Regions from separate parts of the Homo sapiens genome. Here region 2 is linked to region 1. A link is a loop called in an ENCODE intact Hi-C map of the cell type or tissue named here. Cell type or tissue: CD14-positive monocyte. All regions are shown on one strand. Links, peaks and the distances in the headings refer to the core of each region. The heading gives the core; the rest is flanking DNA. Region 1 overlaps LOC105377557 (a long non-coding RNA gene). Region 2 overlaps NEIL3 (nei like DNA glycosylase 3).

Region 1 (16,109 bases), core at 3,828-11,827:
CTGACTCAACCTCCCAAGGAGCTGAGCTAACAGGCGTGTGCCACCACGCCCGGCTAATTTTTTGTATTTTTAGTAGAGATGGGGTTTCACTGTGTTAGCCAAGGTGGTCTTGATCTCCTGACCTCGTGATCCACCCGCCTCGGCCTCCCAAAGTGCTGTGATTACAGGCGTGAGCCACCGCGCCCGGCCTCATTCACTTTCTTACTGCCATTCCAGCCGCTCTTCATCTTCAGCGAGACCTCCAATCCCTAGGCCACTTTACTTTGTGCAAAATGATCAACTGCCATCCAGCTTCAGTCCACCTTCAGCTGGGTACTCAATGCTGCCATCGTCACTTTCTCAGAAGTTACTCCAGATTTTCACCTCACTCTTCAAATCACTAAAGTCATCAATGGCTTTCATTTTGCCCAACCAATCAGTACTTTTCTGTTCTCATTTTAAGATTTTTTTGCCTTTTTACTCTATTGATTACCCTGTGTCCCTTCACATTACATTTGCAATAAATATATTTTAAACAGTATGTGAAGATTACTTTTACTACAATATGTGTGCTACAAGAATGCCATGGCACTCCATGGCCACTTATCTTACTTGGCACTCCAGTGACTACCACAGTTTCTGGTCAGTAGCAGATGGTTCATAAAATCTTGTTGAATGAATAAGCCCTCTCATGAAGAAACATTCTATGTAGATTGACAATGACAGTCAAATGACAGGGTGAAAGAAAGGGATTTTTATTAATGTACAAAGTGGAGGAAATACTGAGGCCAAAGTATTTACTTAAGGGTAATTCTGCCTCCTTTTATCTTCAATAAGTGGCAGCAAAGAGTTCATTCAGCCTTTACGAAAGATGAAGTGGAGATGCCAAACACTCCGTTCCATCCTACAAATTGAGCAAAGGATCCATAAGCTTTCGTGTAGAATGAATCTTGTAATAAAAGTAACCATCTCATATTTTTAAAAATCCATTCTCAGCATGCGTGATGTCTAGAGACACAGCCCGCTTAGTGGGAGGCTTGACAGGAAACAGCAGATCTCAATTGTAGTTCTGATTCTGGCTAATTTGCTGTGCTTTCTAAGAGAAGTTCGTTAACTTTCTTAGAATTCAGTTTCATTACTTGTGAAAACATTGGATTTGATTATTTCGAAGGTCTCTTTGAGCTCTAAATTTCTATGCTAGTCTGATGAGATTTAAATTTTTAAAAACCTTACTTGTTACTCATTCTTTAAAAATGTAAAAATTACCATACAGCACTTTTTCTTGCCAAAAAAAGTTTCTTTGTCAGCATTTCAAGATGCTTAGACATAAAGCTTTATACATCCTAATGCAAAAAACTGCTAATTTTTCAGTCACTTAAATCTTTCTAGTCTTCATAAAGACTAGGCTGTATTATTTATTATTTTAGTGGGACTAGTGATGAATAATGTAAACTAAGTCTTTAGAGTTGGGATGCATTTTACCTAAGTTTTTCTTCTTAAATTGGATGTTACAGGGATTTATGCTAGATTATTATATGAAACTAAAACAATGCAAATACAGGTATATAACATCTATTAGCACCTTGTATTTATAAAAAACTTACTGGCCGGGCATAGTGACTCATGCCTGTAATCCCAGCACTTTGGGAGGCCGAGGCGGGCAGATCACAAGATCAGGAGATCAAGACCATCCTGGCTAACACGGTGAAATCCCGTCTCTACTAAAAATACAAAAATTAGTTGGGTGTGGTGGCACGCACCTGTAGTCCCAGCTACTCAGGAGGCTGAGGCAGGAGAATCGCTTGAACCCAGGAGGCAGAGGTTGCAGTGAGCCGAGATCATGCCACTGCACTCCAGCCTGGGTGACAGAGCAAGACTCCATCTCAAAAAAAAAAAAAAAACAAAAACAAAAACAAAAAAAAACTCATTTTGAGAATAATGTCCATTCACTCTACAATTTTAATCTTCTAAATTGAGGATTAACATTACAACCACAATTAATACATGGTGCATTTCAGCACTGCATTTCCTTTCAGATCTAAAAGTTGCACACTATAAAAAACAATCCCAATACAAAAAAGAATTCTAAACCTTCATAGACAGAAAGTTATTATAAGCAATATTTAATAGTTATATTTTACAAGTATGTTGAAATTAAAAGTCAGAACAGAATATCAAATGTCACATTTCATAATCTTGATTCAACTCTCTTAGTCCCTTTTCCCCCATTTGTCAAATAAAGGGCTTAGATTCATTGATTTGAGAAAAAATATTTTATAACTCCATGAGGAGAGGAGGGTAATTAATAAATGACATGGAATTTAAGCTAGACCTGAAATGCATAGGGTTGTCACAGGAGAAGAAAGAGAGGCAGGACTCCCAGGCAGAAAGTCCAGCTCACAAGTAAAAAGACTAGCCACCAATTGGAGAAGTTACTGGCAATTCATGTAACTAACAAATGAATTAGATACAATAATATATAAAGAATTCCTACTAATTAATAAGAAAATAGGCAAAAAAAGAAATTTTAAAAGGATATAAATAATTCAGTGATGAAGCCAAATGCTCAATAAATGTATGAAAAGATAATTTCATTTTTAAGTAGGGAAATGAAAAAGAATGCAATAGTGAAAAACATATCCATCGGATTAATAAAACTTAAAAATATTTTATAATATCATTGACGAGGTTGTGGAAAAATAGAAAACTTGCACACTTTGATGAAAAGATAAATCTATTAAAAATACCCTGGAGGGAAATAGAGCAATGTCCCAGTGAAGCTGTAGATACGCACAACATTTAAACTTCCAGGTGCATACTCTCCTAGAGAAACGGAGCACACGTGCATAAGCAGACAGATGGTGGGATATTAAAATATGGTGTTTGTAATGTGAAACATTGGACACAGGCCTAACAGCTCATCAGAAAAAAAAGAATGGATAATGAACTGTGGTATACTCCATCAACAGCTTAATACACGGCACTTAAAAGGAATGAATCAGGGATCTACGCATTAACATGGTGAAAACTCAAAAATAGAATACTGAGCAAATAAATGCAAATTAAATAATAATACACATATTCTCATCATATTTTTAAAAACACTGAAAATATACAAAATGTTACATTATATTTATGGATAAATTATACAGTAATAGTTCAAATGTATATGTGAAATTAATAAATGCTCTAATGATATGAATGTATCAGGATATGAATGGAGGGAAGGAAGGTAACCAGGGAAGGGTAGCCAAGGTACAATACTTTCTGTAATATTTTATGACTTTAGGCCGAGCATGGTGGCTCATACCTGTAATACCAGCACTTTGGGAGGCTGAGGCAGGTGGCTCACTTTGAGCCCAGGAATTTGAGACCAGCCTGGGAAACGTAGTGAAACCCTGTCTCTACAAAAAAATACAAAACATTAGCGTGGCGTGGTGGTGTGCACCTGTAGTCCCAGCTACTCAGGAGGCTGAAGTGGGAGGATCACTCGAGCCTGGGACATCAAGGCTGCAGTGAGCCATGATCACAGCACTGCACTCCAGCAGGGTGACAGAGTGAGACATTCTCTCAAAAACAAAAGGAGTTGTTACGGTAAACACTACATGGTTTTCCTCCTACACGCCTGTAAAATGTCACCTTTGATTAATAAGCAAGGATACAAGGGAGTAACACTTCGCTGCATTTAAACCAATCAGTAAAAGAAGAGATAAAGTCATTTCCATTTTGCTGCGTTCAGAAAATAATTTTCCTACCAAAAATAAGACTCTTGTCTAAAACAATACTAACCTGGACAAAATGTGGCTGGTGGCTCCATGAATCTAATAGCAAAGATTAGAGATTCCTTTGAAATTGATAAATTATCAAATTTATGTATGATGCTTCCACATTTATGTTTAGGTAAAAAATGGAAAGACTTTTTTAAGAGAAAACCAAGGGTTAAAATTGAGTTATTCTATAGAAACATGTTATTTTAAAACATAACTTGTAATCATTTAAATAGCTGAATCCCAACAATTTTAATTTACAAAATTATTTATCTTGTAAGTAACTATGATTATTTTCCCTAGACTTCCAACTGCACTTTCAACTAGATGTTCAGATATTAGCTAGTGCCAACGTTTCGTATTTATAAAATCGCATGCACTCTGTTGCCATTTAGCGTAGTGAATACCCATTTGTAAACAAAGTGGTGATACATTATGATAGCCAAAGGGCAAAGCTTTACCTGAACAGAGATTCATCATCTTTTAATGCAGCACAGCTTGCTACTTGCAATATCATCAAGCACTCTGAAAGGTTCTTGTCAGAGATTGATGACCTAAACAGTCACTGAAACTTAATAACAGCGTTAACAACTGCAGGTCGATCTCACACACCACAAAATAGTGCTTGTGTTTTTCTCCATGCTTATTTTTAGCCAAGTTATATCAACATTTTGACCAGAGAAAATGTTGGACCAAGTTACAATTTTTTATTATTCCGTATTAGTAATCATAGACGGCATAGAGGTTGCTGTATTAGCAGTACCACAGCAAAAATAATTCACTTGCAAAGCAACTACAAAACATTATGCAACAATTCATTAATGGGTTTATCCAGGTAGCTTTACATTGACTCTGTGACACACGGAAAGCACTAAATGGAAATCTAGAGAGAAAATAATATGATGCTGGCCAGTATGTTTTAATGGTAATTATGTCCAAAAAGTTTATGAAATATTTTATTCATGCCACTGCTAACAGATACCTATGAGATAACTGTATCAAAAAAGATGATTTTCTGGTTGTCTTTTTCTTTTTCCAGAAAATGTTTTGTTTCCTATTATCAATTTGATAGTTTGATGAAAGCATATTTTGCTGGAAGGTACCTCTACTCGAACTAAAAAAAAAAGTCCATGTATATTTTATGTCGCTGATTTCAATAATTTCACTGAGAAGTATTAGAAGTAATGGTGTGACTCCTACGAACCAAGCATTATTAGTTAAAGACACAACTTCTGCAATGCTCCAAAAGCAACTGAACTGTAAACACCATGGATGATTCACAATCAGTTCATAACTTACTATTTTTATCCTTTTTCAGAGCTCTGTGCATGTACATAAAATTCAAGAGCACAACTGAATAAAATACAAATCACTGAGTGACTATTTAAAATTTAAATTTTGTTGTGAGCATTATCAACAAAGGCGGGCCATTAAAAAGGTTATTTCTTTACCGGTGAATTAATGATACAAGGACAACCAGTGTAAACTATTCTGCAGACAGGCCAATAATGAAAACATAGCTAAAGCAGTAAAGCTTGCCAACTACTGATGAGACTCAGGAGAAATTTCTTAACAGATGTTTCCCTGAGCAAATATATACTTTGCCTACTCTGATTATGATGGCCTTGAGAATTCGTGATTTGATTCAACACTCAGCTACTCTTCAGCAGCCTCATAAAAATATGATTCGTACAAAGGATATATTCTATATTTTCCCTTCCTAAGAACCAATATCTAACATATTTATAGTTCTCAGTCCCATATGGTGAAGCAGTGGTCCAACAGCACTGTTTATAACAGTATAATTAAGGTTGTGTCAGCATTTTATTATGAAAGGAAGGAGGCGAAGCCTTTTTGGATTTTTTTCTGTTTTCATTTTATAAGCTTCCCTTAGTTGAGTGCCCACTGACTGCAATAATCTGCTTTGACCTTTCATTTGCTTCCTGCTAAGATTTTTTTTGTTTTGTTTTTGTTTTTGTTTTTATTTTTGTTTTGAGACGGAGTCTCGCTCTGTAGCCCAGGCTGGAGAGCAGTGGTGCGATCCGGGCTACTGCAACCTCCGCCTCCCAGGTTCAAGCGATTCTCCCACCTCAGCCTCTGGAGTAGCTGGGACTACGGGCGCCCGCCACTATGCCCGGCTAATTTTTGTATTTTTAGTAAAGACGGGGTTTCACCATGTTGGCCAGTCTGGTCTCCATCTCCTGAGCTCAGGTGATTGGCCCAACTCGGCCTCCCAAAGTGCTAGGATTACAGGCGTGAGCCACCGCACCTGGCCGAAAGAGACAAAAAAAAAAAAAAAAAAGCAAAGCAAAACAAAAAAACAGGAAATTGTTCCTGATAGATACTTTAACCTTGCAGGTTCATGTCTAATCATTATTATATTCTGCAGATTTCTTTCTTTCTTTCTTCTTTTTTTTTTTTTTTTTTTTTTTTTTTTTTTGAGGCGAAGTCTTACTCTGTTTTCCAGGCTAGAGTGCAGAGTGCAGTGGCGCAGTCTCGGCTCCCTGCAACCTCCGCCTCCCAAGTTCAAGTGATTCTCCTGCCTCAGCCTCCCAAATAGCTAGGATTACAGGTATGCACCATGATGCCCGGCTAATTTTTTGTATTTTTAGTAGAGACGGGGTCTCACCATGTTGGCCAGCCTGGTCTCGAACACCTGACCTCAAGCGATCTGCCTGCCTCAGTCTCCCAAAGGGCTGGGATTACAGGCATGCGCCACTGTAGCCGGCCAAGACTTCTTTCTAGAAGGAACATGAGCAGGAAAATATTGGGGAGGTTTGTGATAGCAATAAATGTATACAGAGAAGAGTGAGGGGGTCACAATTGTTGAGTCTCATTATAATGCCTATCTTGGGCATCTCTGCATTTTTACTAATATCTATTTGTGTGTATTAAAGCCCTAGTAGTTTTAATCCTTTCTTTCTAAAAATCTTCCATTGTCTAATTTTGTATGCAATGAGAAATATTAAAATATGCACTTACTAGTTGTGGGACTTTGGGCAATTTGTTTAATTGCGCCTCAACCTCAAATTCCCTGAGTATTGAATGTAGATAGTAAGAATATCTACTTCATCAGACTGCACGGAAATTAATCATGCATGTGTTCATGCTCAGTGCCTGGCATAGGATTTTCACCCATATCCTCTCCATCCTTACCTACTATGGCTCCATTTTAGTTACCACCAAGGTCTCCCCATTCTGCAGCTGCCTGGCTTAAAGTGCGGGTATCGAACTCTCTACCCAAAGCCAATCCTTTTTAAACATTCTGAACTGTTCTTTTTTCTTTGTATTCTAACACAAGCTACAAATTAACCACATCATGGTTAATTTGATGAATACATTATCCTCTAAGATTAATAAATTATCCTCTAGGCTCTATGAAGGGGAAAGACCAAGTCTATTTTACTGACACGGTGCCTCATGCCTGGCATAGAGGTATGTGTTTCATAAAATATTAGTCTTTAGCTATCAAATAGTTACGACATTATGCACAGTTACACAACTACTTAAATGAGAATAATTCATCTTTGAAACTAAATTCAATTTCTGATAAGGCTTGTAAGTGAAAAAAACAAACTGGTTCTGATTTTTTTTATCTTAACAGCTTTTACATGAGTCATATTAGAACACTCCACTTTCTTTTCCTTTTTTTTTTTTAATGCAGAGACAGTGTCTCTCTATGTTGCCCAGGCTGGTCTTGAACTCCTAAGCTCAAGCAATCCTGCTGCCTCAGCCTCCCAAAGTGCTGGGATTGCAGGTGTGAGCCGCCGTGCCCAGCCAATACTCACACTAAAACTGAGAGACATGTACTGTTACTATCAAGATGTACTAATCAAGTTGCCTAAACACAGTGAATGGCAGAAAACCTAAAATCCGAGAAACCTTGAGCCAAAGAAGAATTCAGCACACCTCTCTACACTGCCTTGTCATAGCTTGGATGTGTTACTAAATGCCTTTTATTGCTAAACCAAAATTGTCCCCACCCCTGCTCACTCCTAATTTATATCTGCAGGATCTCCAACACTACAGTGGCATCTCTTTTCCAGCTCTTTTTAAAAGAATAATTGCGTTTGCATAATTAAAAAGAAGAGGTATCTGGCTGACTAATATTTTCCACTTATATTTTGAATATTATGCATTTTTAGGTCACCTAAAAATATGAACCAACAATTTCTTGTACAATTTACTGAGAGTCCAGTGATGATTTGGCTGTACCCAAAATTTATCAATGGCAAATAACCAACGGAACAACCTTTCACCAGAATGTTGCAATCACTAGCACATATTCTAGGCTTTATTAATCAGGTATTTTTTTTCATTTGTATTCTCAAATTTGACAGGCAACAGATTCAATAACATAACCTCTAGAAAACTAGCATTAGTACATTGTTATCCCAGAATCTAAATATTTCATTGTGTCCTGATAGACAAGAACATTCAGGTCTTTCAAGTCAAGGATTTCCCTCTTACCAAGAGATAATTCACATGTGCCATCCTCCCTCACCAATTGTAACATTCTCAGAGGTGGAAAGCTGCCAGAGTCATTAACCGGCTCTGCATTATGCCATTTCTCTTGCTGTCTAACCTGTCACCTCCATGCCTTCTGCAGTCTTTCCTCTCCTTCAGACTCGCTCTCAGACATACGTATCAGTAACTGGTGCCTCGCCTTCCTCCCGCCGCCTAACAGGCTGCTATTCTGCCATCGCCCTCCTGGGAGCGCTGCTGGACCGTGAGCCCGCTCTGGATGTTTCCCGCTGAGTTCCTGCCAATCTCCAACCAGCCCAGGTTGGAGCTGTTAGAGCAAGAGTGTCTGCTTTTAACCAGTGCCATAGGCCATGGATTTTACTTCTGATTCTAAACGACAGCTTGTTTATATAAGATACAAACGTTGGGCACCCTAAAGGTAGCTAAGTTCTTTTTTCTAGATGGTAGTTTTGCAAAGAACATACATTATCAATGCAAACCTATTAGTCTTAGCTCTTCGTTATACAGGACAAAGTAAGCCTCCTTTTTGACTAAATTTTATTAAAACGTTGTTGCTTTTTTGCCTTTTAATTCATAATATTTTAAATACACATGAAATAGTAAAGAGTTTATTAATTCTATCATATAATTATGTATTAATAAAAGTTTACATCTGCATTTCACTGCATGAGAAGTCCTCATAGTAAATATTGTCCTAAATATCTAAATACATGTTTTTTAACATTTACATAGCCAATGAGCATTGTGTAGCTTTAAAAAGGTTCCTTTTGATAACTTCCATCAGCGATACTGTGAAGCACTTAATAGTGTCTCTGTCACGTCTTTTCCTTTTCTTCCTAGTAACACACAGTTTCTAAATTTGCTTCTTTTACATATCATATTTATTTACAGCAAAACATTTTCATTTTAAATACTTTTAAATGTAAATATGGTTTCTGTTGTCCACATGGTATCTGTGATACAAATGAGCTAGTTGAAGTAATCAAGAAAACATCTGTTAAAAGAATAAATATTCTTTTATAAATGTGCTATGTATTATCATGACTATCTATTGCTATGGAAGTGCAAAAAGCAGACTAACATTTCCAAAACATAAATAGGATAATGTCACATCCTTGCTAAAATCTTCCAGTGACTTCCTATTGAAATTAAAAGTGTGTAAAATTTTGCATGGTTTACATTGTGGACGTGATATGCCCCTCTGACCCCACTCTCCAGCCTCTTCTTGCTGTGTCCTGCGTTCCTTTTCCCTGCCCTGCACCCAACTCCTAAGCTCTCACTGCGATGCACTTCCTCCAGTTCCTTCAACAGTATAAGGCTGCGTGCACCTGCTCTGCCTCGGCCTTGCACAGTTTCCTTTATCTAGAATGCCTTCCCCGCCCTTTCTTGGCCAACCACTCCCCTCCTTTCAGGTCTCAGCTTAAATGTCATTTCATCAGAGTCCCATTCTGACTTTCCCTCCACTGCCGTCTCTCATAACACCCTCTGCTGCTCTGTCACAGCACCTGTCACATTTGTGGGATTTGGTAGGCATTTGTGTGAGTAGATGTCTCTCATTTCCACTAAAGTTGAAGTGGGGACCATAGCTTACTGTAAAAATTTGGCTTGTAGACAATGGCTAATTAGGCTCATAATGGCCCTCTGCTAACTTTTTGGCTCTATTTTTCTCATATGTAAAGTGTGATGATGGTTCAGTGAGTATATGTACATATTGTTTTTATATACACATTTTTATATATGACATATATACACATTTTTATATATGACATATATACACATAGTGTATATCTTTGGAAAAATTACGTTTAGTAATGATACTGTGAAACACTTCATGGTGCCTATCACATATCTTGTCACATACTGTGTGTATATAATATGTATATGAGAATATATATAAATATACATGCATCATTTATAAAAGGACCATAGTAATTATTACGCAAGTGCTTACTTACATGGTATTTTGTTCATTACCAAATGTCCAATGGCTACCACATAGTAACCTTCAAAAAGTATCATTATCTGAATTCGTGAGTGAAAATATTTTCCTTGTCCTTATAGGAAACTAGATACCAAACATTTCCAGTCCACTGGGACAAACATCTTAATTTTCTTGAGAGTTGTGGAATAAGAATAGCAGTGAGAACAAGTGGAATGGGGAATGCAGAGGACAGACCTTTGAAATCCGTTTCTGTTCTCCCTTGCCATTCTCTTCTAAACTTCAGGGTTCAAGGCAAATCTGGTATATAATCAGGTTATGATCTATGATGGCTATTTAATGCACTTATTTATCAAATATCTTTTGACTACCCACTATGTTCTAAGCATGATTCTGTCAGAGATATAAAAGAGAATGAAACCCACAAAAATTCCTGCCTTTGCAGAACACGCCTTCAGTAACAGTGGAAATTGAATGAGACACCTTTAGCTTATTCCCATCACTTTGTGGATTTCTAAAGTAAATGTGATGGAATATCTTGAAACCCCTCCCTGGAAAATTTCAGACCTATTTAGTCAAGGCTCCTAAAGGACTCTGGAACTTCAGAGCTGAGGTCTGGAAGTACAGTCATAGAGGATCTAACTGAATTAATGAAGCATTTCCCAAAGCGTACACTGTAGTGATGGGTGTTACCTCAAAATGCACAGTCCATGGACAAGTATGAAGAACAATGGTTTAAAAAAGAAGCTTTTTGATAATTATTATTACAGGTTTTCTTGCTTTGTTGTGATTCACTTTATGTTAACTCTGGGACTTTCTCACTAATATATCTATTTAAATACCAGTTCAGTCTTTTCCTACTGTGTGCACTTGGGCAAATTACTAAACCTTCCTCTGTTTCAGTTTCCCCATCTATAAAATGGGAATTATAACAGTTTTTCCTCATAAAATTATTCAGGATTGTATGAGTCCATACATGTAAATTGTTTAGTACAGAACTTGGCACATGGTAAGTACTTAATAAATGTTAATTTTATTATTATTATTTGTTTATTCATATTTATTTATTTATTTGTTGGAGACAGGATCTCTTGCTCTGTAGCCTAAGCTGGAGTGCAGTGGTGCAATCGTAGGTCACTGCAGTCTTGAGCCCCTGAGCTCAAGCAATCCTCCCGCCTCAGCCTCCTGAGTATCTGGGACTACAGGTGCATGCTGTCATATCCAGCTAATTTTTAAATTTTTTGTAGAAACAAGGTCTCACTCTGCTATCCGTGCTTAAACTCCTGGCCTCAAGTGATCCTCCTGTCTTGGCCTCCCAAAGTTCTGGGATTACAGGTTTAAGCCACAGTCCCTGGCCAACATTTGTTAGATGTGTCCTGATTACACTGATAAAGACTTTATTACAGAACTTGATTTCTATAGAATATCCTTGAGAGATATTGAACTTCATCAGGACATTAAACTTTCTGAAAAAGCCAATGAGGTCCATTCTGGCAACTTCAAAAAGGAAGCCTAGGTCAAGAGATTCAGTCAAATCAGCCTTTGTAAGGAAGGCAAGTGGGAGAGAATCAGTCACCCACACTACAGCAGAGTGTGAGGGCCACTATAGTAACAGGAAAATCCTGCTCTAATCCAGACAAACACAATGACATTATAGTAAAATGTACTTGCACATATTATGTGGCAAATGTCGGCACAGGCTGTCTACATTTAAGTCTAAGGGATCTAATATTACCCATAAGATCTCTTATGGGTAATATTCCAAAAGTTGTGAATATAAAAATATAAATGCAGATAGAATCTTTACAGTGAATGTCATTAACCCATAACGTGGTTTCTATATATAATTAATGAATTTAAAGTGAATACTCCACATCTATATGACATTTAAAGCAATTATTCTCATCTCCTTCCCAAGGAACTCATTTAAATTCCTTACTCCCAAATCTCCGTCCTATGAACTTTAACTTACAAATGAGCCACCAAGTATAACATAAAAATTTTGCAGGTTGCTATGGCTTGAATGTTTGTTCCCTCCAAAACTCATGTTAAAATTCAATTGCTATTGTAAGAGTGTTATGATGTAGGACCTTCAAGAAGTGATTAGGCCATGAAGCCTCCACTCTTAGAGGTGGGATCAGTGCCTTTATAAAAGAAAGAATATGGCCCCCTCTTACTCTCTTGCCCTCTCTTGCCTTTCTGCCACCTGCCATGACATGACACAGCAAGAAGGCCCTTGCCAGAAGCCAGTTCCTCAATCTTGGACTTCCCAGTCTCCAGGATCATAAGCCAATGATGATTTTATTAATTATAAATTACCCAATCTCAGGTATTCTGTTATAGCAGCACAAATGGACTAAAACACAGACAGAAAAGATGTAGATAAAGTTTTATGTCTTTCATTTTCTTATTTTCTGTACCAAATCATTATAATAGCCAGTGTAGATGAGAAAAAAGAATCAAAGGTGTAAATGAGTTTGAGAATAGAAGTCAGATAAGGAATCCGGAATCCAGAACCACAAACATTAGGAATCAAAACAAGAGAAGTAAGAATACAAAAGCAATAGAGATGAAGGCTTGGTTATGTGTTTTTATAGGGTTTGGAAAAGACAGCACAGATTGATAGCTTGTGCCTGCTTTAACTTGTCATACACCCTGTCTTTCCCTATGTGGTCTGGGGTATATAAGTCCCCCTGTAAACTTGTGCTTAGGCTCTGCCAACACTACGACATCTCAGACCAACCTTAGGGATTCATAACCAAAGATGAACTACATCCTATCTGAATAAGGAAGAACATTACAGGGCTGTGGCTGGAAATATTCAAACCTCTCTATGATCAGTTATTGACAGTGATTTCTTTCTCCTGCTCTTCTATACTCTTTACACGTATTAGAAGCTTATGAGTAGATCTTTGGGATATTTGTGAGTCTTGTCAAATCATTGCGCTAACTTTGCTGAAGCATTTTTCTCCATTGCTAATTTCAAAAGCAAAATCAGGCGATTGAAAGAAATAAAGGCGATTTGAATAGGAAGAGAGGAAGTCAAACTTTCCCAGTTTGCAGATGATATGATCCTATATCTAGAAAACTCCATTGTCTCAGCCCAAAAGCTTCTTAAGCTGATAAGCAACTTCGGCAAAGTCTCAGGATACAAACTCGATGTGCAAATGTTTAGCTCTTTTGGTTCTCAAGTTCTTTTGTCCCAGAAATGCAAATTATAGTTATGTACCCCTTAGATCTAAATTCTACTGCAACAAAAACCAGATACCTCTTCTGGTTCATTATAACAATATTTTGTATCTGTCATATTCTGTAACTGTAGTTGGGGTCAGATGGTTGTTAGTTTTGTGATATCATTGGAAGTACTACCTATTTTCAATAAATCAGACAGTATGAGAAATAACATTTAAAACTTTGCACCATATTCTATTAAGGTTATCACTTCTGAAGATTAATATATATTGTTCAGAGAGATTTGGGAATGGAGTGAATCTCCGAGATGCTCCATCAGATGTGAAGATGTATTCTCCCTGTGAAGCCATTGTTATTCATGACCCCACACATGCTTACAAAAGCAGTTAGAGGACTTCACCTTGAAAAGGTGTTCTTAAGTGCCAACTGTTCTTACACAAAAGGCCAGACAAGAGTTGAAAACTCGACTCTAATATGTAGCCACTTTATTTTCCTTATTGCCTAGATGGAAGAGATTCTTCTCTCATTAATGCTTGAGGAATAAATATTTTTAGGCAAGAATTAAAGGGGCTAAAGTATTAAATAATAAAAAACTTGCAAGCATAAGTTAAAATATAAAATTTAACAAAATAATTTACCACACAATGAAAACCTCTAAATAAGATATCAGAAAGGTATTTTTTAAAAACAGCTTCTTCTCTTATCTTAGCCTTTCCCCTTTAATTGACTTCTTTTTCAAGTAATCAGTAAGTCCTTGCTTGGAAGAGATAAACAAGTATAAATAAAACAAACACAATGCAAGTTAGTTTATGTATATACACTTTTGAATCAGATAGCATTGCCAGCCAATTGAGCTTTCTCCTGTGGTTTCTGTGGGGTCGATATTTTTCATGCTGTGTATGTGCATTTATCTTCCAGTTGATCTTCCATAATAAAATGAATCCCCCAAAGCTTCAAAGCCAATTAGCTTAGAGTTATATTTTTCATTTTTTCCTTATGAACTTCTTCTTCATTGAAAATACAGTACTGATAAAAACAACAAAATACAAAAAAGGGAAAGAGATATGCTTACACCAGAATCTATATTAACAAATCTGTCATATCAGCCATTCTGTTGCTTAGCAGTCATGAGTAGGTCACGTGGCCAGCATCCTCAGTTTGGCCCAGTTTTCTCAAAGAGAAGACATGATGCTTTCTTACTCGGAGTGAACTGGGTCTTCCATACCATCCTGTTAAAAAAGTCAGCTAGGTCTTGCTATGTCTAAAATACAGATATATTAATAAGTCATATACAATTATTGATTAATTGACGATAATATAAGGCTTTATTAGAAAAGAAAAATGCATTACCATAATGTGTACAACTCAATATCAAAATCACTTTGGACATGAACTAGCTGCCATTTATTTTCATGATTTAAGAATATTAAACAAAAGAGGACAATAAGTATCATAAACTTCATTCTGGGGGAATCAGAATCATCCTCTTTATGAGTTTTATGAGGTATGATATATAAATACACATTATGAGAATTGAGCCAAATGTTTACTGCTTACAACTCTCATTAACAACACATCTGTCCATAGGTTTCCTTGTTCCTGATCTAAACGTGGCAGTTCTCACTGTTGGGCCCTGTTAAATATTGTCGACTAGTTTGTTCAACCTAGATTCCAACGCATCTCTAACTGAGATCTGGGGAAACTAAACAACATTTATCTATTGCTCTAGGGTCCTTGATACACATCAGATTCCTCAGATTAAATGCATTTGAGTGAGATGTGGAAAGTGAAAGTCAAGCCAAAACCATTTTCTTGTCTTTTTTCGATGTTTTTTCTAAAAAGAATATGGAAATTTGAAGATTTTCTGCTTCAATCATTGAATGTCTTTTTCTTTGCTTCTTTTGCTTTCACGGGAAGTTCTGTCAGAGGCAGCAGTGGCATCAGCCTCGGATTCCTCATCCTGCGTCACAGACACTCTCAAGCGCAGCAGCTGTCTCAGTAGAGCAGGTCCCCTGTGGATCTTGATTGAAGAAGTCATTTCTGGTGGCGCAACTACAATCTATCCTTCCAGTATTCCTTAATGGAAGCCTAGAATTTTCTGTGTGTTTTTTGTTTGTCTTTTATATTTTCTCTTTTTTAAATATTCTTTTTTTCCCTTTTTTTTTTTTTTTTGAGACGGAACCTCGCTCTGTTACCCAGGCTGGAGTGCAGTGGCACAATCTCAGCTCACTGCAACCTCCATCTCCCAGGTTCAAGCATTTCTCCTGCCTCAGCACCCCCAGTAGCTGGGATTACAGGCACGTGCCACCATGCCCAGCTAGTTTTTGTATTTTTAGTAGAGACAGGATTTTGCCATGTTGGCCAGGCCAGTCTCGAACTCCTGACCTCAGATGATCCACCCACCTCAGCTTCCCAAAGTGTTGGGATTACAGGCATGAGCCACTGCACCCTGCCTTTTTATACTTGCATTTTAAGTTCAGGGGTACATGTGCAGGTTTGTTACATAGGTAAACATGTGTCACGGGGGTTTTTGAACAGATTATTTCATTACCCAGGTTTATTCTATGTATTTATTATTATTGTTATTATTTTAGATGGAGTCTTACTCTGTTGCCCAGGCTGGAGTGCAGTGGCTTGATGTGGGCTCACTACAACCTCTGCCTCCCAGGTTCAAGTGATTCTCCTGTCTCAGCCTCCCGAGTAGCTGGGATTACAGGCACCCACCACCATGCCTGGCTAATTTGTGT
Region 2 (16,109 bases), core at 4,697-12,696, 91 kb after region 1:
TATGACATCTGGTGCATCTTTGGGTCTGGCTCTGTTGACTGCTTTATCTCTTGATATATTTATCTCTTGATACTTTTTTAATCTTTGTGTGTATATATGTGTCTTATCATTTTTTTGAATCCTAGACATTGTCTATAGAAGACAAAAAGCTAAATCCCAGACACCATGTATAGACATATAAGAGCTAAATAATATTTAAGCTCAGAAACAGTCATGCCTCTTCTGTCAGTCATTAGTGTCAGGGATTGAGTGAGTCTAGTAAAGTAGTTGACCTTCGTTTGAGTTTTGCTTTGTTTGGGTTGGCTTCAGTGCACCAACAACTTCAAAACTCCAGCTGCTACTGCTACTTTATGCCTTGTGTGTGGTCTGGTTTGGCAGTGGATGGTTTCTCTGTGTTGCTGCTCGACTCTCAGCTTTCAGCACATCTTGCATATTCATGTCACAGAGAAAGTCTCTCCATGTTCTTACCTCTCCACCATGTAGACTGCTGTCGCTTGTGACTCAGTGGGAGGCTTATGATGGGGATAGTGGGGATATTTACTTCTGGATTAGCCTGGAACTTGGGCAGGCCTTTGTGTATGTAGAACCCAAGGTCGCAGTTTTCTTAGGGTTGCTGTCCCTTGCCCTCCTATGGCAGCCAAACTCTGCCTTGCACCTGTGGGTGTACTTGGGTCAGAGAGCTTCCTACCTCTTTTCTGGTGGAAGCAGATTTCTCTTTGTATCATCACAGTATTTTGTGCCAAAGCCGATTTTCTGTTTCAACTCTAGGGACAGATGGCTTTTGCTTCTACCTCACCTTCAACAGGCCAGGGTACCTTTGCTTGGGCTGGGTGGCCGAAGGGTTTCCGCTGCTGTCCTGTGGCAGACTGCTTATGGTTGTTATTCAGTATAAGACATATTGTTTGGGCAGAGGAAGTTTCCTGTTCCTCCCTCAAGGACAGATATGACCTTTGTTTCTACCTCTCCCTTGGCCCCAGCAGCTTAAAGACTTTTTAAGACTTGGACTTCATCTCAAAGAAGTGTTCAAGAAGCAGACAGAGTTTCATGAAGACAGGTGTCATGCCACCAAGAGCAGCTCTTTCAGGTCTCTTGCTGTCACTCACATCTTTCACATGGGCCCACGAGTGTGTATTCTCCTTGTGTCTGGGGCTCCGGGGATTCTAAACTGTTACACCAGCCCACATTCAGTATGTAAAAGTTTGTTGAAAATTTTGCAGTTTTCTGCTTTCCCATTTTTATAGTAGCCTTCTCTTCCTCTTGTGCTCTGCCACAGGTGAAACAATTTGTGTATTCTGACTTTACTTTCCATGGCGGGGCTTGTCACATTTTGGAATTTAGCTTACCTGGTTGCGTTGCAATCTCATGTCTCTGATGGGCTTAAGAAAATGTATGATTTTGTAGATAACGTGATTTTTTTTCTCCTTGTTGGAGCGGTAGCTATGTTCACTTTCAGCCTTCTGCATCCTAAGTAGTAGCAGAACTCCTATTTTTTATTTTTAGCATTGTTAAAACCATATCTTTTTACATTCTTTTTTTTTTAATTCCCAGCATAGGTTTTACAACTATTATATTCTACATTTTCCACTCTTTATTACCCTTAGGACACTTCTGACCACTTGAAAATTTTTATAGGCAGTTGCCTTATTTGCAAAATGTAGTTGTCATTAATGTGAAACTGTGACAGTACTGCTTTGTTTATGCTATTTGTGCTTGCTTAAGGATGTTCAGATTATTCTGACAGTGATAGCTTGGAGAATACGGCTGATTCTTAAAACAGGATCAGGGCTTATTTACTAGTTTCTTTAGGAAGATATTTCTAATGAGAGGAATTTTCTTACTGTTAATTGAATTTTTAGTTTGGGCACATTTTCATATTAGAACTTGGTTGCAAGTGACAGAGGCCCAACTCAAGCAGGTTCAATAATTATTTATTATCTTTTGTTGACTTTGGCACCAAAAACTTCTTTAAAATTTAAAAAAGTGTATGAAGTATCTTACAAAACCTGAAGAGAATACAGGCAGGCTTCAAGGAGAACTAAAGCAAGCAAAGACTAAAAGCTGTTAGGATTCCTCTTCATTTCTTCACTCTGCTCCTCACTGAAATCTTCTATAGTCTTCCTCTTTGCAGGGAGACCTTCCTTTGCTTTGCTGGTGCTCACATCGGGAATCATTCCCATAGACAGCTCTCATATGAGATCTCTTAATGCTAGCAGGATCTCCTTGGGTCCTACGTCTTTAAATTCATCAGAAAAATTGACGAACCCAGCTTGGATACTGATGGATCTAGCTTGGGACAGGTGTCCATTTCTGAATCAACTGTATCAAAGGCACAGGATCTGAGAAAACGACAGAGACCTGTTCAGGTTAAGCCTGAACAGGTTAATGCCCACCCTTGGACCAGGCAACTGTGGTTGGCAGGTAGACTTCTATTATGCAGAGTGAATTGTCTTGGGTAACCTTTTGGGTTGGTAGAAGGAGCTTGAGATAGAAATAAGGATCTGATAAAAGTTTCCTAAACTAATTAATTATGAGGAATCCTGAAAAGCAAATGAAACCCTAAAAATGTCTTTTCTTTATGTAATATGGGCCTATGTCCTGGTTTAAAAAAAAAAAAAATCAGTATCAATTGTTGTCGCAGTATAGATGTTTACTGTGCCTCAAATATTTTCATGATACTGATACATTTTTTATAGTTTAAGATCAAAGGTACTTAGTAATAAACCCACGAGATGTGTTGGTTTATTGGGGCTCAATTATAATATCTATTTAATAAAACAAAATAAATAAAAATTTAAAAAAACATTTTATGCACTTTTTTCCTAAAAATGAATTGATTTATAAGTCAGAGCCATACTTATTTGATCTAAGGTTCTTGCTGGGGCTACTCCTGCATTTGAATTGGGTCTTAACCTTTGAGATTTTTTATGTGGATGTGGTTTCATTATAGAAAGTGATTTAGAATCCACTTTATGAGCCATGCAGCTGAAAAGATTTTAGATATGATGGCTTCTGGGCATGACAGTTGTACACCTTTCACTGGGGTTGAACTTCCATAAGTTAAATTATGGAGTACTTACAGGCACACATTTTTCCTGTCAAGAACTATGGGGCATGTAAAATGCATTTATGATTGATAGTAGGGCACACAGAGTTTAAAACCCACATTTTTAAAGTTAGACTGGTTAACCTTGTACAATACTATAACATGGTGCTCCGCAATTAGAAGCACAGAGCAGTAGCATTCGCTGCCAAAAGAGCCATATTTATGAACTCAACAAAGCTATGAGGAGAAGGATTTGAAAGGCGGATCACAGTATTTCATCTTGAGAATCATTTTTGATCTTCATCATCAGAGGTCTTACAGAACTACTTTTTTTAAAAACTGGACATGCTAATCAATCCTATAAAATCTGAAAGGTTACGAATTTTTCATCGCTGCCTTGTGGCTTTCAAGTTAACCGTAAATATTTATAAATCTCCTCTTCCCAATACATATAGAGGTAAAAGAAAACGAAAAGAATTGAGGACAATAGCATTTTGACTTGTTCTCTCTTTTTTTTTGATACGTAAGATTTTGCAAAAATAAAAAAAATTGTTTCATTGCCTAGTGCAAAACAAGGGGGGAAAAGAGCATCTTAAACCATAGATATTATTTTGCAATAGGTAATTATTTCCAATCCATTGTGGTTAGAAATAAGGAATTTGAATATTAGTGGCTTTGTAGAATTTATGAAAACACAAACTATAGGCAACTTAAACTTAGCCTTATCTCATCCCAAGCCTTTGAATCTGAGAAAATGCCAAGAGATGCTAGACTGTTCCATGAATAAAAGATACTTCATCTGACAAGAAAAGAGGAGCAGGGGTGTATTTTTTTGGGCTTATTGTTGGTACCATATTATTTCTTTGAGAAGTTATTTTACTTTTGAGTTGAAAAACTGATTGTCATGTCTTCTATCTTTATAAGGATACAAAGTCATGAGAGAAAAATATATAATAATCTTACCACTGGTTTCTGCCCTTTAAAAGTGTCTATCCTGACTAACATTTGTTTGCTTATAATCCAAAAAAAAAATGATAGTACAGGAAAAAAGCTTGATAAATGATATACTTTCTGCCACTCAAAAATGGTTTGATTTTGTTTCAGGATTCATTTCGGAATGAAAGGCTTCATCATGATTAATCCACTTGAGTATAAATATAAAAATGGAGCTTCTCCTGTTTTGGAAGTGCAGCTCACCAAAGATTTGATTTGTTTCTTTGACTCATCAGTAGAACTCAGGTAAAAAAAATTAAATAAAAGTACTTACGCTGCAATACTGCAGAGCTTGGTTTGGGATGTCACACGTGTAACTAAAGAAACAAATAAATAAAGAGTTTGTAATTGATGAAACCTCATTTTAAAGAAGCCTTCAGATAATATAATTTGTAAGGTCTTTGTTGTTTGCATATGTAACTCTTATACCCTGATTAACATAAAGTGCTTATAGCAAAGCTCATTTTAAAAGACACTTTGTGAAATTATAACCAGACTTATGATTAATGTGTTTTATATTCCTTTCTATAGAAACTCAATGGAAAGCCAACAGAGAATAAGAATGATGAAAGAATTAGATGTATGTTCACCTGAATTTAGTTTCTTGAGAGCAGAAAGTGAAGTTAAAAAACAGAAAGGCCGGATGCTAGGTGATGTGCTAATGGATCAGAACGTATTGCCTGGAGTAGGGAACATCATCAAAAATGAAGCTCTCTTTGACAGTGGTCTCCACCCAGCTGTTAAAGTAAGTTTTAAGTATTTTTTTAATTATCTGTTGATTTTTCGGTACTGTGAAGGAACCAACGTGGAAGCCTTAACTCTGCATTTCAGTAACACAGTCTCATCAGACTTCAGGTGTCCCGCTTCCCATTTCTACCCAGGTCAATTTCTCAGTGCAGCCGGCTCCTACCACCGCACTTGCACTTACAGTTGCCTTGTGCACACCCTCCCACTCCACATTTCACTCTATCAGTCTTCCTTAACTTGCCCTGCTTTTTGTTCTCTCCATACCAGGTATCCCTTTCAAACATAACATATTTACTTATTATACTGATTGTTTAAAAGCTGTCTCCTTCTGCTAGAACACAGTCTCAAAAGGAAACAAGGCTTTTGTTCACTGAAGTATCCCAACATCTAGAACGTGACCTGTGGTGTATGGTAGGCATTAGATATTAATATTTGTGGAATATGTGAATGAACTAACTCACAACTTATTTTCTCTCTCTGGCATATTAAGTACATGTTCTGCACACGCTTGTGTATTCCTGATTACAGCTGTTGGTGACATTAGAAGCTGCTGTTGTGGAAGGATAGCAATGGAAGGCAGGCAGCAGGGACCAAGGAATAAGTGATCAGTGAGGAAATGAAAGCAAAATGTAGAGCCCTTGTTCACATAGGCCGGAGTGAAGGGAAAATATTGGCTTGCTAGAGGGGATTCCAGGGCAAGACATGAGTTGGTTATTTTATTTTTTTTCTTGTTCTACAACTGCAGAGACTTGAACTTATTTATATGTTGCAAAAAAAAAAAAGTGGTTAAAGGGCAGAGGTTAAAATTGTAGAAAAGGGAATGGTGATGAATATAGCAATGTTCTAAGAGGGTAAGAGAGGTGAGAACCCTAACCCAGGTAGAATACATACATTTTAGTTTCTAGGGAAGACCTCTACATTAGGGCTTTTATCAAGACCTGTTGCCACTAACTAAATTAATTTTTAGCTCTTTTAGCTGAATTATTTTTTACATAATTGACTCTATTAACTAAATTATCTTTTACATAAACCCAGGTTATTTTTTTACTTTGTGTAGATACTTACTAGATAGTTTTAGTAATACCCAAATCAGTAGGAATGAAGCTTTAAAAGAAGCCAGTTAATGATAGGTCTAGATTAGATTCTGCTTTTTGATACTTGGAACACGTGAGTTCAGTATGGAAATAATGAAACAGAACTTTAACAAGAGTGAGCTTTTTAAAAATCACTTAGACCTCTACGAAAGTTGTTTTTGAAAAAAAGAGAACCCAGGGTATTGTTGTTATCTGTGATGCACTGAGAATTTACTTTTTATCTCTGCATCCAGCCATCCATCCATCTAGGAAATGATCATTTACCCATAATGCCTGGGGGTTTAAAAATTAATGACATTGGCCAGGCACGGTGGTTCATGCCTGTAATCCCAGCACTTTGGGAGGCTGACGCGGGCAGATCACGAGGTCAAGAGGTGAGACCATCCTGGCCAACGTGGTGAAACCATCCTGGCCAACATGGTGAAACCCTGTCTCTACTAAAAACACAAAAATGAGGTGGGCGTAGTGGCACATGCCTGTAGTCCCAGCTACTGGAGAGGCTGAGGCAGGACAATCGCTTAAGCCCGGGAGGCGGAGGTTGCAGTGAGCAGAGATCACGCCACTGCACTGCAGTCTGGCAACAGAGCGAGACTCTGTCTCTCTCTCTCACACACACACACACACACACACACATTTCTGAAATTTAGCTCTTAGCTTCTTAAAAGCACGTGCACAATTACTGAAAAAGTACAGTTTAACTTTTCAAGATGTGACTTAATATAGTATGTAAGATTTGGAAAGTAATAAATATTTTGGATGTATGTAAGTTTTAAAGTTTAAGTGAACAATTGAATATGTATAATACTTTCAGGATGACTATGTTGATTAGATTTTCACTTCTATAGTCACTGATAAGTGATTTTCTTTGTACATGTATGTGTCTGTTTATATGCAGCTTCCCTCAGTATACACAGGGGATCAGTTGCAGTACTCCTGCCTATACCAAGTCCATACATACTGAAGTCCTGCAGTTGGCCCTAGGGACACTGCTACACAAAAAGTCAGCCCTACACACATGCAGGCTTCACATCTCACAAATACTATATTTTTCATTCATGTTTGATTGAAAAAAATCTACATGTACGTGGACCTGCTCAGTTCAAACCTGTGTCGTTGAAGGGTCAGCTGTACATATAGATATTCACACACAGGCAACAAGCATGAGGCATCAGAGGGTTTCTTTTGGGATTACCATTGACGGCACATGTGCCAAATAATAATTCTGCAAGGGTAACACTGAGATTTATGTTAGGCTGTGTCAGAAAAAAATTCTTCAGTAAGGTCTGTGTCTGAGCTCTTCCATGTGTTAATAAGTACTTTGATATTAATGCATGTATAGAAATGCATATCTTTTCTAAAGCTCGATAGTGACCTTGGTGGTCATCTACTCCTGTGCCTATTTTCCCTTCCCTTCTTTCTGTTTTATATTGTTCTTGGTAATTTTTTTTTTTGAGTCCAGCAAGACTTCTCAAGGTGTCTGATAGACAATGCTGAGACTTTGAAGATGTCTAATACAGAATAAATATTCAATAAATGCTTGAATTTACAATTAAAATGTATAAATAGGAATCATATTTTGTCAGTAATATTATCAGTTCAAAATATAACTACTGTTAATGGTACTAAATAGATCCGTAAGAAATAGAGCTCTAGAAGATATTCATATACGATTGACTCTTGAACAACACAGGAATTGGGGTGCTAACCCCTCCCATTGAAAATCTATATACAATTTTTGACTCTTCAAAAACGTAACTACTAATAGCCTACTGTTGATCAGAAGCCTTACTGATAACATAGTTCACACATATTCTGTATGTTTTATGTGTTACATATGTATTATTACAATAAAGTAAGCTTGAGAAAAGAAATTGTTATTAAGAATATGGTAAGAGCCAGGTGTGATGGTCTGCGCCTGTAATCCCAGCTACCTGGGAGGCTGAGGCGGAAGGATGGCTGAGCCCAGGAGTTTGAAGCTGCAGTGAGCTATGATGATGCTGCTGCACTCCAGCCTGGGCAATAGAGTGAGACCCTGTCTCTAAAAAAACAGAAGAATATCATAAGGATTATATTTACTACTCATTAAGTGGAAGTCGGTCATCATAAAGTTATTGCTCCTCATCATCATTACATTGAATAGATTGAGGAGGAAGAGGAGGGGTTGGTCTTGCTGTCTCAGGGATGGCAGAGGCAGAAAAAAATCTGCGTATAAGTGGACCCTCCCAGTTCAAACCCATGTTGTTCAAAGGTCAGCTGTATTCAAAATCTATTTACAGTTCTCTTTCACAGAATTGGCAAGGCGTATTATTTCTTACAGTAATGAGCAAGTCATGAAACTAGGCTCTGCTGTTTTTTCCACTTCAAGGTTTGTCAATTAACAGATGAACAGATCCATCACCTCATGAAAATGATACGTGATTTCAGCATTCTCTTTTACAGGGTAAGAGCAAAATTTTTCAACTGTGTAAAATGTAAAATGTCAGTGGTTTCCTTTTGGAGTGCACCAAAAAATGTGAAAGCTGTATATAGCCATCTAGTGGAAAGAGCATGGAGGTACATTAAGGGAGAGTGACATTATGTGGGTGTAATTAACATCTTGAAATTCTAGGTCATAGGTCAGTTCAAACTCGTCTAACTATAACCATATTCAATTATCTTTATACCAAGTTAGGAGCAGCCATGTTGGCATTTCACAGACTCTTTTTCTATTTTTGGATACATAAAATATAGAAAGTCTAGAGAGGCTGACCTACAGTAACACTTTCAGATAACCTTAGTTCCATCAGGCTTTGCCACTGACTATAGACCTTGGTTCAATCAAGCTTTGCCACTTACTACTATCTGTGTGGTTTAGATTCTTTGGATAACTTTATTTAAGTTTAGTTTCTTCATCTGTAAAATGGGATAATAATGTTTCTCTGTCTACCACAGTTTTGAGAAGGAAGGACTTGCTGACTTGTAAATGTGGAAAGTTATATACTATATGCATATATAGAATTCAATAAACACATCTTTTAAACAAAGTAATGCAAATATGTATTTTCTTTCTTCACAGTCCATTTTCTGTATCCAAAATTTTCATTTTTACTATGTTCAGAAAGTCAGGTATTGTAGTATTCTTTATTAATTGGCCTAAAATGTGAATGAACCTCTTGCTCTGCAGATCGGTCTTGAGTAACTATGGCTATTTTTAAATTGCATTTGCTTACTTCTTCCTCCAGAAAAAGATGACCATAGAAAACTGCCCATTTCCACCCAGATTAAATTGGGTCTTTCAATACTTTCCTTAAATTAATATAAATTGTGTAATTTTCAGCTCATACGTGGTGAGCCATATTTCTGGGCTTTTAAATTTTCACAGTGCTGATGGAAACTCAAGATATTTTCTTTGTAGGAGCCTTAAATATTTGTGAGTGGAATAAAACTGACCAAATATATCAAAATATCTTTTGAAGTAGAATTTATACCAAAATGGAATATATTCTCTGCTAGGATGGTATTTGAATGTTTATTTTCTTTCTTTCTTTTTTTATTAATGAATCTCTAAGGTTAAAAAGGAAAAAAAAATCCTTTTTCAGGTCAACAAAGAAAATGCTCTTATTAAATTTTGTCCCCTAGAATTAAGTTTTTTGGTTGTTGAAACTGAGTGAGCAGTTTCAGTCTTCTAAAAATAATCAGATTTCAAGCTAATCTAGCCTTTTTCTTTTAACTATATAATTATGGTTAATTTAAAAAGCCTTAAAAGTGTAAAAGACATTTTTAAATATAGAACTTTTACATGTCATTTAGATAAGAGGATAAAGCTATGCAAAGAGCAATTTTGAATACTAATGTCATTAAATAATGACTTATTTCACACAAATTTTATTTGACAAATATTACCAAATCTTGTCAATACCTTTTTCTCTGATGAAAGAAAAGATTATATTGACATATGTACAAACATATGTAAATTTTTAGCAGATGATTTTCAGAGGTGACTTTCGAGAATGTGTCTTTGGCTCCTTGGCAGCACTGTTTTGTGGATAACAGAATTTTTTGGTTTTTTTTTTTTTTAGTGCCGTAAAGCAGGACTTGCTCTCTCTAAACACTATAAGGTTTACAAGCGTCCTAATTGTGGTCAGTGCCACTGCAGAATAACTGTGTGCCGCTTTGGGGACAATAACAGAATGACATATTTCTGTCCTCACTGTCAAAAAGAAAATCCTCAACATGTTGACATATGGTAAGATATTGAATTTAAAGGGATACCATTTGCCCTAACCATCTAACTAAAAGGCTAATAATCTGAGAATATAACTGAATAACTGTCAGGCTATTCAGAAGAGAACGTGACTCAAAAGTATTTTAGTCCTTGAAAGGAAATAGTAAATAATGTCACCAAAGAACCTGAGGGAGCCAAAGATGATTTATGGACCAGTTCTGAATTTAGGTGGAAAATCTCTGGCTCAGGGAATAATATCTAGCCTTTACCTTTAACCTAGTTTGTAAAGTGAGTACCAGGAGATGTCAATAATTGGAAAAAAATGCAACTACCTTCAAAAGTCTCTGCTTCACTTAGAAATAATATTATAAAACAAAAGCAAGATCTTTTTACAGATTGTATGTCTAGTTGGTGAAATAATAGACCACTTACTAAACCCACGTGTAGTAGTTCTGCCAGTTGCTGAGTATGTCTCTTCCAATGATACATTCCAGAACTGGAGAAATAACCGCAGGATAGGTTTGAGGACTTACTGTGAGAAGTATTTGGGCTAAAACTCCATTGATCACCTGACCAGACTGGTGGTGGATCACAGTGATATTTTTGTCTCCTGGAATTAGTGTCAGTTCAGAGCCAGTGTCCAATAATCCTTGAAAAGTCTGATTATTTTCTTTTCCCCAATGTACAGTTACCTTGGTAACAGGCCATAGGACCTTTTGGGGGAAATCTAAGAGAAAGATTATGCAGTAGAAAGCAGCTGCATAGCAGTATATGTGATTATAAGATTATGTAGTATAAAGCAGCTGCATAGCAGTATATGTGATTATAAGATTATGTAGTATAAAGCAGCTGCATAGCAGTATATGTGATTATAAGCCAGTAGTACCAGTATGACATGAAGCACAAAAAATGCTGCATGGGTTCAGGGATATTAGAGGTTTCTATGTGCAGGAAGGTTGGGAAGATCTCAAAGAAAGCGTCATTTGAGTGGAGCTCCTTGTTCCACTCTTTCCCCCCTTCTCCCTACTGTACTTGACTAGACTTAAAAAAAGTATCATTTGAAATTTACCTTAAAAAATAGAATTTTGATTAAACGATAAAGCAAACAGTATTTAATTGGAAAAAAGGAGCATGGCCACAAACCTTGACTCATTAATAAACATGGCATGGTGGAGGGATGATGAGAATACTGGCCAACCCCAACAGAGGCTCCACGTTGTGGAATAATAAAAGCTAGTTTTACAGGGAGAGTGGGATCAAATGGTGGGGGTCATTAGTAGTTTGGAGAATGGTTAAGGTCTTTCCTAAATTAGCACATTAAGGACTTTTAGTTGATTGTAGCATAGTTAACATGGAAAACGAAGAGACTGAAAATGCATGTAAAGAAGCTGGTGCAGAGTAATGGGCAAGCGATGGTTACCAGCCTGGGGTCAAGACACTGGACGTGGTACCCTAGTAAAACTTTTTAAAAGTCAACAAGGACTGTGGCAGATTTGATAGGTAGGATGATGCAAAAGGTTTCAGGACCAAATAATAAAAATTTTCACATTGTGGGTCTGGGAAAATTGGGATGCAGCAGTGAAGATGCAGTATGTGTTAGATATGTGAAAGAACCCTGGAATATCCAGGAAGACATGTCTTAGGGGCTGCGATCCAGGATGAGAGAGGCTGTCGGCACAGTGCTGTTGATTGAAGCATTCCAACTTCTCAGTTCAGTAAGAATGAGAAAGGAAATGAGCCAAGGTCTGAGCTTCAGCAAATACCTATAACTACAAAGTGGGCAGGAAAGAAAAAGCAAAGGAAACAAAACCATAGGATTGGACATAGGAAGAGACTCAGGGCACCACTCGGCTGTGGGAAACCCGGGAGGTGGGAAGTGCGGTCATGTCTGTAGAGCTGGGGGCAGGGGAGGGAGCTGGTGTGCAGAGGAAGTCCCAGCTTAAGTCTTCATAAATATGTCCAGAACTGCGTGCTTTTTCTTTGTGTCCCTGCGTTTCATTTTCTGCATCACTCTTCTTGTTCTCCAATACTTTTCTCTACAGCACTCTATATCTTCTTCCACTCAGCCGCTTCACCCCGTGTTACTATCATAGACATCTGAAATACATTTAGATAATTTTATATATATATATATAATACACACTTAATGGTTTTTAAATTTTTTATGAACATTCATAATTTTTTTTTATGAACAAGAACTTTCATAGTTTTTTATGAACAGGAACTTTTTTATAATATAGGTATACATTTATTTGACCAAGTAACTAGATACTGCGTTGAACACAGTAGCTGGCAGATAGAAGATCTTCAATATATATTTGTCTACTAAATAAATGATTAATGTTCTGTATTGGTTTTCTATGAATTGATATCTTTGAGATTAAAAAATTATAAATATGTTATTTATCACATAAATAGTTGTCAATGTCAAAGGTTTTTTTGAAACTAGATTTCAAAGACCCCACAGTTCCCCAAAAGAGACCTATGAGTTAGGGAAGGCTGTGCTGAAAATGTTCTGGGCCTTGTAATCCCTCTTCCCTCCCGACCTGATTCTGTTTTCTACACTGGCAGTCAGCTTAAGACTTTGTTTGGAAAATCAACTATACACTGTGAAATAAATGTTTACATATTTTAAAAAGCTTGAAAACCAAGATGATTTGCCCTGTTCTTAGATTTTTCTGTGAATAAGTACATCCCATTTATTTTCTGGATGAGTATTTGATCCTTTTTTATGTTGATTAAATTTTCTCATTTTAATGTAAAGTCATTTCAAGTTAAGCTGAAGAAGTCTGAAAAGGCCACTACCAATTATCTAAATCCTCCTGTTTCTTCTGTCTCTGAAAGCTTACTGAACTCATGAAGTCCTCCCCCAATTTTCCAGTTTCTACTGATCATATCACACTTTTAATACTGATGCTATTTATTGTTGGTTCTTTTTTCTTTTTATTTGAGTTGGAGTCTCGGAGTCTCACTCTGATCACCCAGGCTGGAGTACAGTGGTGTGATCTCGGCTCACTGCAACTTTCGCCTCCCGGGTTCAAGTGATTCTCCTACTTCAGCCTCCCGAGTAGCTGGGATTACAGGTACCCACCACCACGCCCAGCTAATTTTTGTATTTTTAGTAGAGACGGGGTTTCACCATGTGGGCCAGGCTGGTCTCAAACTCCTGAGCTCAAGTGATCTGCCTGCCTTGGCCTCCCAAAGTGCTGGGATTACAGGTGTGAGCCACCGTGTCCGGCTTATTGTTGGTTCTTAATTATTTGCTAGCTAATATAATTTATGTATGTGAGTATTATTTCCTTTAAAGAAAACAGAGGAGGTAGTCTTTACCTTTCATTAGGGACTTTAAATTTTTTTCGTTGTTATTTACTTTATTTATTAGGGTCTGCTATACACCAGGTACTTGGAATACAAAGACAAAATAGAACACAGCCTCTCAAAGTGCTCAAGGGCTAATGTGGGAAGTAAATGGTAAATAGATAAAGCACCGTGATGGAAGTGTTGTAAAGGGACATGTTTATCCTACTGGCAATGGAAGTATGGAAGAAGAAACACTTAAGTCTACCTGGGAAGGACAAGGAAGTCTTTCTGAAAGAGGCAGTCTTTGAGCTTAGTATAGAAAGAAATAGGAATTCATCAAAGACAAGAGGTAGGAAAAGGATTTTCTGAAAGACGAAACAACACATGGGAAAGTATACAGGGAGAACATTTGGAATGCTGCACACAGGATATTTTGTTCCTTCAGGAGCACATATTCAGGTCTCTAAAAACCATCTAGTTTGGAAATGTGGCTGTAGTTGGTTGCCAGTCAATGAGAATTTAGTGCTGTCTGCAAACCAACTCTTTTTTTTTTTTATTATTATTATACTTTAAGTTTTAGGGTACATGTGCACAATGTGCAGGTTTGTTACATATGTATACATGAGATGTTACATATGTGTACGTAGAGATGGCGTTTCCCATGTTGGCCAGGATGGTCTCGATCTCTTGGCCTCGTGATCCACCCGCCTCGGCCTCCCAAAGTGCTGGGATTACAGGCATGAGCCACCACGCCTGGCTTTTTTTTTTTTTTTTTTTTTTTTTCTTGAGACAGAGTCTCAATCTATCACCCAGGCCGGAGTGCAGTGGCACGATCTCAGCTCACTACAACTTCCACTTCCTAGGTTCAAATGATTCTCCTACCTCGGCCTCCCAGGTAGCTGGAATCACAGGTGCATGCTACCACACCTGGCTAATTTTTTGTATTTTCAGTAGAGATGGGGTTTCACTATGTTGGCCAGGCTGGTCTGGAACTCCTTACCTCAGGTGATCCATCCACCTCGACCTCCCAAAGTGACAGGATTACAGGCATGAACCACCACACCAGCCAAGTTTTTTCTTAAATAGATCTCCTCCCACTGGAATATAGTTATCTACAAATATTCAATAAATATAGGCTTAATGAACAAATTTTGCCCCTACATATCTATTACAACTGCTCTCTTGAAAATCACCTATTTCCCAGAGGTCTTAAATAGGCTTCTTCAAGCCTCACCCTCTCTAATTCAGTTGAATTATTTTTAAATTTTTAAAATTTTAATCTTTTTAAAGACAGGAGTGCAGTGGAGTGATTATAGCTCACTGTGATCTCGAACTCCTGGGCTCAGGTGACCCTCCTGCCTCAGCCTCCCAAGTAGCTGGGACAACAGGCATGCACCATCATGCTTGCCTAATTTTTTATTTTTATTTTTAGAGATGGAATCTTGTTATGTTGCCCAGGCTGGTTTTGAACTCCTGGCCTCCAGCAATCCTCCTGCCTCAGCTGTCCAGAGTGTTGGAACTACAGGCATAAGCCACCGTGCCAGCCGACTCAGTTGAATTTAATTCTCTCCATCACTTCCCATCTTTGTTCCTATAGCTCTGTTTCTTCTGCCTCTCTTTCATGGGCTCCTTTTCTTTTGATCATCAAAGTTAAGGCAACAGCAAGGCTCTCTATTGGACCTTTCTGCCTCTCCTCCCTCCGTGCATTCCCAGTGATGGCGAATACTACCAGATTCAGCTATCATCTCAGACCATTTCTGGTAAAGATCTTTAGGTTATGTGTCAAACTATAGTTCTTGGGCCAGGTATGGTGGCTCACATCTGTAATCCCAGTACTTTAAAAGGCTGAGAGGGAGGTTCACGAGGTCAAGAGATTGAGACCAGCCTGGCCAATGTGGGAAACCCCATCTCTACGAAAAATACAAAAATTAGCTGGGTGTGGTGGCGTGCACCTGTAGTAGTCCCAGCTACTTGGGAGACTGAGGCAGGATAATTGCTTCAACGCGGGAGGTGGAGGTTGCAGTGAGCCGAGATCGCGCCAATGCACTTCACCCTAGGTAACAGAGCGAGACTCCGTCTCAAAAAAAAAAAAAAAGAAAAAGAAAAAACCTATCTATACATACATGTATAAGACATGAGGCGATGATAAGTGGTGATTAGTGTTCTCAAGAACATGAGCCACAGTAGCGGATAGTGACGGAGACGGCTCATTTTTGATAGGGTAGCAGATAAGTCCGTGGGGAGGACTTTGTTGAAAAGATTTGATGACTTGTAGCAATCTGAGGGTGGGGGAAATATTTCAAAGAAGGTAGCCCAGAAAAGCATAAAGCCTCTGAGTTGTTGAAGGAAGAGAAAGAAGGCATGTATGACTGAACCAAGCAGAGGGAATGAGAGACAGAGGCAGCCCCTCTGCTTGGGAGGGACCAAGGAGCATGCAGAGTCGGCTTGGCCAAGGCAAGTTTCTGAGTAGACTGGGGAGCCTTTGGAGGGTTTTGAACGGGCGTGAAATAACTGACTTAATGTTTGAAAAGATTAATCACTCTGGCGACTGTTGCCAATACTTTTGAGCTGGGAAGCCACTGGGAGAGTTTGAGCAGGAGGGCAGCATGAAGTGACTTGGGTTTTCTGAGGATGATTTGGGCTGCTGTGTGGAATAGAGACGGTCATGGAACCAGAGTGAAGCGGCAGCATCGGGGGCTCTCAACAGTAGTGCAGGTGGTAAATGCTG

Evidence for each region. Hi-C counts contacts between places; a loop is a spot of excess contacts. Peaks named below come from ENCODE experiments on the same cell type or tissue, not always from the same donor. Only the 100,000 strongest peaks of a DNase experiment are listed, where the experiment ranks them.
Region 2: it touches region 1 in a loop (6-fold over the local background); 61 of 110 quality-filtered maps call a loop at or near these places.

The regions. Positions count from the first base shown.
Region 1 is chr4:177,241,821-177,257,929 of GRCh38, forward strand. The region is part of intron 1 of LOC105377557 (a long non-coding RNA gene); the gene reads right to left. Among named protein-coding and RNA genes, the nearest start is that of NEIL3, 60 kb to the right of the region's middle. RefSeq lists an enhancer at 13,483-14,002. In CD14-positive monocyte, for the core only: CTCF peaks have their summits at 8,453 and 8,662; a DNase peak (open chromatin) is centred at 8,461.
Region 2 is chr4:177,331,541-177,347,649 of GRCh38, forward strand. NEIL3 (nei like DNA glycosylase 3) reads left to right here. Exons shown (of 10, transcript NM_018248.3): 3 at 4,148-4,282; 4 at 4,568-4,781; 5 at 8,243-8,317; 6 at 9,936-10,102. It overlaps LOC105377558 (a long non-coding RNA gene), which reads right to left. Exons shown (of 3, transcript XR_007058384.1): 3 at 11,171-12,178. Among named protein-coding and RNA genes, the nearest start is that of NEIL3, 30 kb to the left of the region's middle. In CD14-positive monocyte, for the core only: CTCF peaks have their summits at 8,408 (motif pointing left) and 8,607; a DNase peak (open chromatin) is centred at 8,401; H3K27ac peaks cover 3,273 bases.